Linked DNA regions of Mus musculus: region 1 is linked to region 2. A link is a loop called in an ENCODE intact Hi-C map of the cell type or tissue named here. Cell type or tissue: left cerebral cortex. All regions are shown on one strand. Links, peaks and the distances in the headings refer to the core of each region. The heading gives the core; the rest is flanking DNA. Region 1 holds the start of Ghr (growth hormone receptor). Region 2 holds the start of Prkaa1 (protein kinase, AMP-activated, alpha 1 catalytic subunit).

Region 1 (4,385 bases), core at 133-4,132, 1.6 Mb before region 2:
TTATTCCTATTCAGGAACAGCTGTGTCTTCTCAACTCTCTGCCTTCCCACTACCTTTCTCTGTCAGGCCAAGACCTCCTGGAGATACAAACAGCAGGCAGCATCTCTATGGTTTCTTTCTCCCACTCAACACCCTGATTCAGGAAGCCAACACACCTCCCAATGCGCTCCCACACACGCGTGCAAACATACAGCACACATACATACTGCACACCTCTTCAGCACACACATCAGAGCTCACCACGGAAACCTGCACCCTGGTCCCAGCAGACGTACTCCCCGGTGCTATATATAAAGTCCTTGCCCAGAAATAGATTTCCCCACGCACCCACAAGCGGATAGTCCCATGTTACAACCACTGCTTGCAGCCAGCTCTCTCCCTCTCTCTCTCCAGACGTGACCCGACTCACCCGCTCAGCTCTCAAGACTCTGCAGTTCTATCAGAACTTTGAGCCTGGTTGATTTCATAACCACGAGTGTGTCCAGCGCCGGGACAGTTTGGCTTGCCACAATTTCCACTCACCCCAGTTCATGGAGGCTCTGGCGTCGGTGACTCTGACTCCAGCTCCTCTGCTTCCAGCTTGCAGCTGCAGCCTGCACAGACTGCGCAAAGGCAGAGCGCTGCGGGGGTCGCGTGCTTCACAACCCACCCTCCGGAGTCCCTCAGGCCATCACACCCAACCAGGAGCTCGCTTCAGACAGCAGCAGCAGCTTCCACAGTCCTTGCTCCAGGTTAGCAGGCTGATGGTGACAAACACACTCGCGAAACTTTTAAGACCAAGAAAACAGTCTTAGGAAGAAACCTCTCCTTGCATCTCACAACCTGGTTGGAGCAGGCTCCAGGCTGGGACAGTTCGCTTGCTGCCCCCCATTCCTTGTCGCCCACATCAACTTTCAGCTTCACTCAGCACCAAGAACAACTTACACACACACACACACACACAGGCGCGCGCGCGCACACACACACACACACACACACACACACACACACACACACTTCTCCAGGACACGGAGGATCGGGTTACACCAACCCATCAGCAGAAAACAACTTTTGAGAAGGGAATACAACCCACTCTAAACTCATCAAAATAAAATAAAATAAAATAAAATAAAATAAAATAAAATAAAATAAAATAAAATAAAATAAAATTATCGGGGCAAATACATAAAAGTGACCCCAATTTTTCACAAGCAGTTGGCATGCCCGGGTCTACTCCCAGGTCTCCTGGCACAATGTGAGGGAAATAAGAACTCCCCTCCAGTACCTCGGAGTTTCGCCTCGGGAGACAGAACGCGGGTTCGTGTCCGCTTGGGGGCTGCTGGAGCCGAGGCCTCAGGCCCGCGTGGACCCAGCCCGGGATCCCCGCGGCTGCCGGGGTTCAGTAACAGCCGTCGCCGCCACCGCCGCTGTAGCAGCCGCCTCTGCCAGTGCCGCCGCTCCCTAGACCGCCTCCTCTTCCCATGGCTGCGCCCTGCTTGGCAGCTCGTGGGTTGTCAGGCTTGGGGAGGAGGAAGGGGGCGGGGTGAAACGGGAAGGGAGGAGGGGAGGGGAGGGGAGAGGAAGAGAGGGGAGGGGTGGGAAAAGGCGGCTGGCGTTCGGCTCTGCGAGGGACCCGCCGCCGCCTCGGGGATCCAGGCTGCCTAGGGGAAGGGCAGCGGGAGCTGAGGGCAGCTAGCTCCGGGGCCGCTGCGGGGAGGCTGAACGCCGCCCCCGCTACTCAGTCCGCAGGGCTGGGATGAAGCTTTCTGGCGAGGAGTTGCGAGTTGGTGCGTGTCGCTCTCAATTGGGCGGCAGGGCTCCTCCTAGAGGAAAATATTGGTAGTTGCGGGAGACTTCCCTCCTCTCCACCCATCGGGTTCCCCCAAAGAAGGCAGTATCTAGAAGTCCTCAAGAACAGGCTGTAAGTTCAAAGAGAGCAGTGCACCTCCTGCAGGTACAGGAAGAAGTAGCCTTGGGAAGTGTGATGAGTCTACTAGGCTTTTTTTTTTTTCCATTTTTTTTATTTTTATTTTTTAAAATATTTTATTACATATTTTCCTCAATTACATTTCCAATGCTATCCCAAAAGTCCCCCATACCCTTCCCCCCCACTTCCCTACCCACCCATTCTCATTTTTTTTTTGGCCCTGGCGTTCCCCTGTATTGGGGCATATACAGTTTGCATGTCCAATGGGCCTCTCTTTCCAGTGATGGCCGACTAGGTCATCTTTTGATACATTTGCAGCTAGAGTCAAGAGCTCCGGGGTACTGGTTAGTTCATAATGTTGTTCCACCGACAGGGTTGTAGATCTCTTTAGCTCCTTGGATACTTTCTCTAGCTCCTCCATTGGGGGCCCTGTGATCCATCCAATAGCTGACTGTGAGCATCCACTTCTTGTAAGACTATGCCGGGGTGTACTAGGCTTTTATCTGTCTAGTTGGTTCCAATTTTCAAACTCCTGCTCACTGGGACATTAAAGACATTCCAATCCGAGAGGTTAAAATAAAAAAAGTGGAGACAAAGTAGGTAATTTACCAAGAATGCATGTTTGTTTGAAGAGAGCTATGTTAGTACGGAACACAGGTCTGCAGGGAAGGCACGAATAAGGTCCAGCCTGAGGTTTGTCCTTGTTTGTGACCTAGAGAAAGACACAGTTTGTCTATCAGACAACAGGCTCTTGCTACCTAGGTCCATTTTGTTGAAAAAAAAAAATTAACCAAGATGGGAGTTGTCAAAGCACTTCTTAAAGTCAGAGTGCTGTGTAAGTATTGTCACGAAGCACCAGACGGCTTCACCACTCTCTTCTCCAGGCATAGAGTACAAAGGTACAAAAGTCCAGCCCCGGGGCTGTCTAGCTGTCTTGTATCTGGTGGAGCAACTGGTCATGTGGTCTTTTTACTGTTTGCTTTGTTCTGACAGCTAGTTGTAAGCTCACTTATCTTTAACCTTCCTAACAGCCTCAGCTTTAAAAAGGACCCCCACCCCCTCTTTTCACTAGCTTTCAGACCCAGAGTCACAGTAAAACGTTTAAGCACTGCAAAAGAATAAAATAAGCAATTCCACACTAAGGTGATGGATGGGGTAGAAACGGAGAAACAGAGGACCAAACTCTTTGGAACTTCTGTTTTCAAAGTAACCGTGCAATTGGAAACATTCTCAGCATCTTTTCTCATGAGCCCAGCTGTGTCTCAGCTGTCTCTTATGCATCTAGCATACGGAAAGGGGAAGAGATTCTGGAGATGATATGGATCGTGACTCTGCCAGTCAGGCATTGGGGGTGGTCTGGTTACTGTCCTTGAACCAGTCCTGTGTCACAGGCAGGCTTTCTCTAAGACAATCTCCCTCAATCCCTTGCTTTCCATGTTAGGATGAAGCAGTAGGGGTGCTTACTGTCTCTGGAACTTTTAAAGGGAGAGTTGTTCAGATAGAGAAACCCGAAAAAGGAAACCATGAGGTCAGGCAAAACTCCTGTTGGGTGGTCTGTGCTTGCCAAGCTGGCTGAAAGGGCAGTACTGACAGGCATGGAGACCTGTCAGTCCTCACATGCTTATTCTACTCTCTCGGAGGTGACCTTCCTTGGATTCTGGTGCACCTTGGATTCTGACAGTGTCGACCGATCTCCTTCCGTCCCCTCTGTGCTCACTCCTCTTTCTCCTCTCTCCAAGCCCAAAGAAGCTTCATCAAGCTACCTAGTCTAGTTTCTTGATCTAGAACCTAGACTAGGAAGGACCAGATGGACTTGTGGAAAATTTTTCTACATTCTGATCATGCTCCAAGGCGGTTTCAAGGCCGTGCTTAAACAAAAGCCTGTCCTCATGTTGCTCTGGCTTCAACTGCAGCATCCACTCTGTTAGACATGGAAGCAGATTTCTCTAGACAGAAATGTGACCATGCGTAGACAGCATATGAAAAGATACACTGGATTCTGTAGGAGATTAAAGAAAAGGGCTGTGATGTAACTTGGCAGGGTCTAGCATCTCCTGGGAGACAAACATCTGGGCATTTCGTGAGACTTCCTAGATTGGGTTCACTGAGGCAGACAGCACCTTTGCAAGGATTAAGAGCCTAGGCTGAAAGAAAAGGGGAAAAGGAACTAAATGATAGCATTCTTTTCTCTTTGCTTCCGGACTGTGGACACACACTGCTCAGCTGCTCTGCTCTTCTGCAGCCTGTCCTCACCACATGATGGGTGCATCTTCTTCACCTCCAAGTCAAAATAAACCAGGGGTGGAGAGATGCTTCAGTGACTACGGTACTGCTGTTCAAGTCCTAGGACCTGAGTCCCTAGCACCCGCAAAACAATGATAAAGAGAGCTTGGTGGTTGGCTGGTGCATAGTCAGCACCAGGGATGCAAAGGCAGGCAGAAACCTGGAGCTCACTGGCCAGTCATGGTAATTAGAGACT
Region 2 (4,385 bases), core at 208-4,207:
AAAACTAAAATATGTTTCGAAGGAGAGTGAATGATGTGTGATAAACATTTGTTTTCATACTTTCTCAGAGTATTTTATTTTGGTCCTAGGATTTTTGAGACTTTGCACTCTGTGTGTTAAGTATAATTGTATCTGACAATAACATTTCGCAATCAACCAAACCAAACCAAACCAAACCAAACCAAACCAAAAACCAAAACCTAAACTCAAACTCCCCAGTTCTGTGTATGATCTTTAGATTTTGAAGATTGCTTTTCCTCTGGGACAGTTTCAGTCCTGCTAGCCTGAGCTCTCCATGTAGTCCCAAACCTCATAGGGATACATCTGCCTCTGTCCAGGAGTGCAAGCAAGATTTAAACAAGTGTATCTCCGTGCTTGATGCTGTAGTAGGATCTCAAGGCTTCACAGTTTCAGGAAAAACTGGCGAGTGGTTTCACAAAACTCAGCTTCCTTTCGCTCCTTGGCAACATCCTGTTGACGTAACGGGACTGTTTTGTGATTATTTGCTTTTCCCCTTTTAAAGCCTTTACTTAATGTATGCATGTGTGTACTGTAGGTAGGCCTGTGGAGATCAGAGTATAACTTCTGGGAGTTCACTTTCACCTTCGGCCATGGGGGTCCTGGGGTTCAAATTCAGGTCTTCAGGCTTGACAGTGTGTGCCTGTAACTGTCGAGTCATTTATCCCACTTTAGTTCATGTTAGTTTTGAGAATCTCAGGTAGTTCAAATCAGCCTTAGTGTCCCTAGGTGGAGAGGATGGCCTTGAACATGTGATCTCCCTAGCGATAATCCCCAGAGTGCTGGGATGGCAGGCATGAGTCATCATTCTCACTTTTATAGGCTACTGAGGATCTAACCCAGCACGCCAGGCCAGCACTCAACCAAACGAGCTACAGCCTGAGACCACTGATTTCTTGTAGATTAAAAGAAACAGTAGAACCTTCCTGGGCAAATGTGAAGTAACTTAAAATGCCAGATCAAGGGGTGGGAGAATTGAAAGGGTTTCCCCCTCCTTGAGAGAATCCAGAGCTATTTCTGCCTTATAGTAATCCTTGTAAAATAGAGAGTTGATTAACGAAGATTGCTCCCAGTTATTGTTCTTGGCGGAGAAGCAGGTGTTTCTCAACCCGTGGGTCACGACCCACTACGGGATCAACCCCCTTAGATCATCAGGAAACAATGATATTTACATTGCGATTCATAAAAGTAGCAAAAAAAAAAAAAAGCTATGAAATAGCATTGAAAATACCTTTATGATGGGAGACGGGTCACCACAACATGGGGAACTGTATTAAGGGTCATAGCATTAAGAAGGTTGAGAACTATTGCTCAAACCTTAAAGCAGCTTTCTTCCCCCTGAATACTTTTTCTTGGAACAAAAGCGTTTGATGTTACATTGCTTTGATGTCATAAGCCAGAATATGGGAAAACTAGGAGTGTTGGTAATTTTCATCCCAAAGAAAAATGACATTTTTCGTCTCCAAAAAAAAAAAAAAAAAAAAAAAAAAAACCACAAAAACAAAACTCCATCCTTTTTCTCCATCGACATTGATAGAGATTCAAATTGCAAAATCGAAGGATGACATATATATTTTTACCTATTGTTAGAACTGAGTAACAGATTCACTTCAAAATCCTGTTACAAATAAACACACTTCTTTGGTGACTGGATATGGCTCCATTTATACAAACAACACACTTTTTCAAGTGGACTGAAAATGTACATTTTATTGAAAATGTAAAAATATTAGTTTCTAAACACGATAAGTTCGGGATAACACCTCTTTCTGGAATTCACATAGCTCACACACATTCCACAGGGGAAATTTGACGGTAGCAAATTTCCTAGGAAGTCTCTCCAGGATGTGCGGTGTCCCATAGTAATTTACTGGCTCAGAGTTTTTTTTTGTTTAAAGCAGTGGTAAGTATTAAAAGTGCAAGTGAAAACACCCTTGGCTTCCAGATGACACCGAGATGAGATGAAAATCAAGATTTCAAGTCAGTGGTAGGGCGGTGTCCCCTGTCTTGTTTCAAAGCACGCCGCGCTATCCCCGGGCAACGTGTAAGCAAGCATCGTCCTCCTGGGAATTACGGGGGTGGGGTGCTGTACCGCACCCACAGACCCTCGGGTGGCCGCGGTCGGCTCCGCGGCGGGGGAAGCCCTCCCGCGCGCAGAAGCGCGGGCGCGCGCAGAGGGATGCGGGGCGCCGAGGCGAGTACCGGCGCCGCTCCCGCCGCCTAGCCCGCCAGGGGGAGCGAGTGCGCTCGGCGGCCGGCTGCGGGGACTGCGGGGCCTGCGCGGGCGGTGGCCGGCGACTGCGCCCCACCGCGGCGCACCCGCGTCCCCACCCCCTCGGCGCCCGCCCGCCCCCGGCGCGGCCCTGCCCGCCCCCTCCGCCCCCTCCCGCGGCGCCATGCGCAGACTCAGTTCCTGGAGAAAGATGGCGACGGCCGAGAAGCAGAAGCACGACGGGCGGGTGAAGATCGGCCACTACATCCTGGGGGACACGCTTGGTGTCGGCACCTTCGGGAAAGTGAAGGGTGAGGACGCCCGGGCCAGCGCGGACCCGGCGAACGGCGAGCGACTGCGCCTTTCGCACTCCGCATCCTCCCCCGCGCCCGCCTTCCGGGTGTCTGGGCTCCGTATCCCCGGTCCGGGCGGCGCTGGGAGCGGAGCCCGAGGCTGCCGCGGGCTGCAGAGCTGTGGGGTCCGCCGCGGTGGGGTGGGGGCGGTCGCCATGGCGACGGCGCGGCGCCGGAGGGGCGGGGATGGCTCTGGGTGCAACTTTCCCAGGCGAGGGAGTTGGGCACTGAGCGCGCGGGGGCGCCCGGCGCGGACGAGGGGGTCTCTTGTGGTCTTCTGATCCCCTGTGTGCCCTTGGCGCAGAGCCAGCCCATCGCGCCCTGGCGGTCCTCGGAGTTGTCGCTGCCTCGCTTTTAGGAGGTTGTGGACTAAAGTGCTTCTTCGGTTTCCTGAATCGAAATGTGTTCTTCCAAAAGCAAGGTAGCTGTGGAGATACCTTTCAGAAATAGTAATGCCCTTGTTAGGACTATTGATCTCCGTCAGGACTTTTGATGCATATGCCTGTGAACTGGCGCGGTGTTTCCTATGCGTGGTTTACAGTTGGATGCAGATGCTGCTTTTAAGTGATTCCGTTTTCGGAAGTTTTGCGGTTTCCGAGAGCTATACCTGGTAGGTAGGGCATATGTTAACTCCAGATGGTATTTATTAGCTTATAGGTATAGTTTCCGTTTATTCTCACAGTATATTTATATTTTAGTAATTCAGTGCACATCATTTGGACTTTTTGTTCGTTTTGGTAGAATCCCCTGTTACCGCCTTAGCAAAAGCACAAGCATTCTGTCTTCAACTAACTACTCTAGCCCACCACCTGTGACAAGGAAAATTCTGATTACAACCTTTGTGAGGTGGACTTTTTTCCCCTTTAAAATATTTAAGCCTGCTATTAAGTATTTAGAGGAAGGAAGTTTGGAGCTGATAAGAAATAATTCATACATTGGTTTTGGAGAAATAATAGACTATGGCCTGCATATATAGTAAGCTCCTTAGTAGATATTTGATTGAAGTGAAAAAGTTTGTCAAATTACACAGCAAGCTAACTGAGCTCCGTTCTCCCAGGAGGGCAGAAAGAGCCCTTCCTTCTCTTGCCCTTTCCCAGTCCTAAACGGAAAGTTGCTGTGTTACCCTCAGGGGAGCAAATGCCTAAACCTACCTAGGAAAATCAGCAAGCCAGACAGTGTGAAGGAGGAGTAGGTGTGGTCTAGGGCCTAGCACTGATCATGGTTCAGCCAGTGTTCGTGAACACTCTCAGGGTTTTGCTTTGTCTCTTTTTATGCATGCATGCATTTATTTATTTCGAGAGAGTGTTACAATGCTGTCCAGGCTGGCTTTGAACTTGTTATTCTTCGTGCTTCAGCTTCCTAAGTAGTTGGCATTAACAGGCAGCTAGCTCTTCCAGTGTTTTGTTTACCTTTAGCTAGGCATCCTTGTTTGCCATTAGAGGTGGTAAGAAGTGCTAATTAAGGCTCTGATGGAAGTGATAAGGCAGACTTGAACTCAGAAGGCTCCTTCCGAAGGCCCTGCTTGGAATGAATGTGGCATCCAGTCCGCCATTCCTTTGACACAGACCAGAGCGGATCAAGCAGACAAGAAAGGAAGAAGGGATTGTTTTCCCGGCCTGGGATTTGACCTGGGAAGTAGCAGTGCCTCGAACCTCCCTCCCAGTGACTCTGCTTTTCCTTAACCTTCACTTCTCCACCCACCCACACAGCCTTCTCTTGAAATCCTATACCATCAGTCATAAGCCTCCTCCAATACAGAGGGCCAGTGTGAGTCAGAGGATCCTAGGCTTCTCGGTTATAAT

The links. Peaks named below come from ENCODE experiments on the same cell type or tissue, not always from the same donor. Only the 100,000 strongest peaks of a DNase experiment are listed, where the experiment ranks them.
Region 1: a loop joins it to region 2, with 8 times the contacts of the local background. A loop is called at or near these places in 1 of 42 quality-filtered maps.

What each region holds. Positions count from the first base shown.
Region 1 is chr15:3,581,736-3,586,120 of GRCm38, forward strand. Ghr (growth hormone receptor) reads right to left here and starts at 1,617. Exons shown (of 11, transcript NM_010284.3): 1 at 1,265-1,617. RefSeq lists promoters at 1,353-2,826, 1,353-1,537 and a cis regulatory region at 1,673-1,807. In left cerebral cortex, for the core only: a CTCF peak has its summit at 1,802; DNase peaks (open chromatin) are centred at 260, 543, 780, 1,471 and 1 more place; H3K4me3 peaks cover 1,787 bases; H3K27ac peaks cover 1,007 bases.
Region 2 is chr15:5,141,455-5,145,839 of GRCm38, forward strand. It overlaps Prkaa1 (protein kinase, AMP-activated, alpha 1 catalytic subunit), which reads left to right and starts at 2,407. Exons shown (of 9, transcript NM_001013367.3): 1 at 2,407-2,541. The coding sequence starts at 2,415. In left cerebral cortex, for the core only: CTCF peaks have their summits at 2,209 (motif pointing right) and 2,917; DNase peaks (open chromatin) are centred at 2,136, 2,633 and 4,195; H3K4me3 peaks cover 2,294 bases; H3K27ac peaks cover 1,442 bases.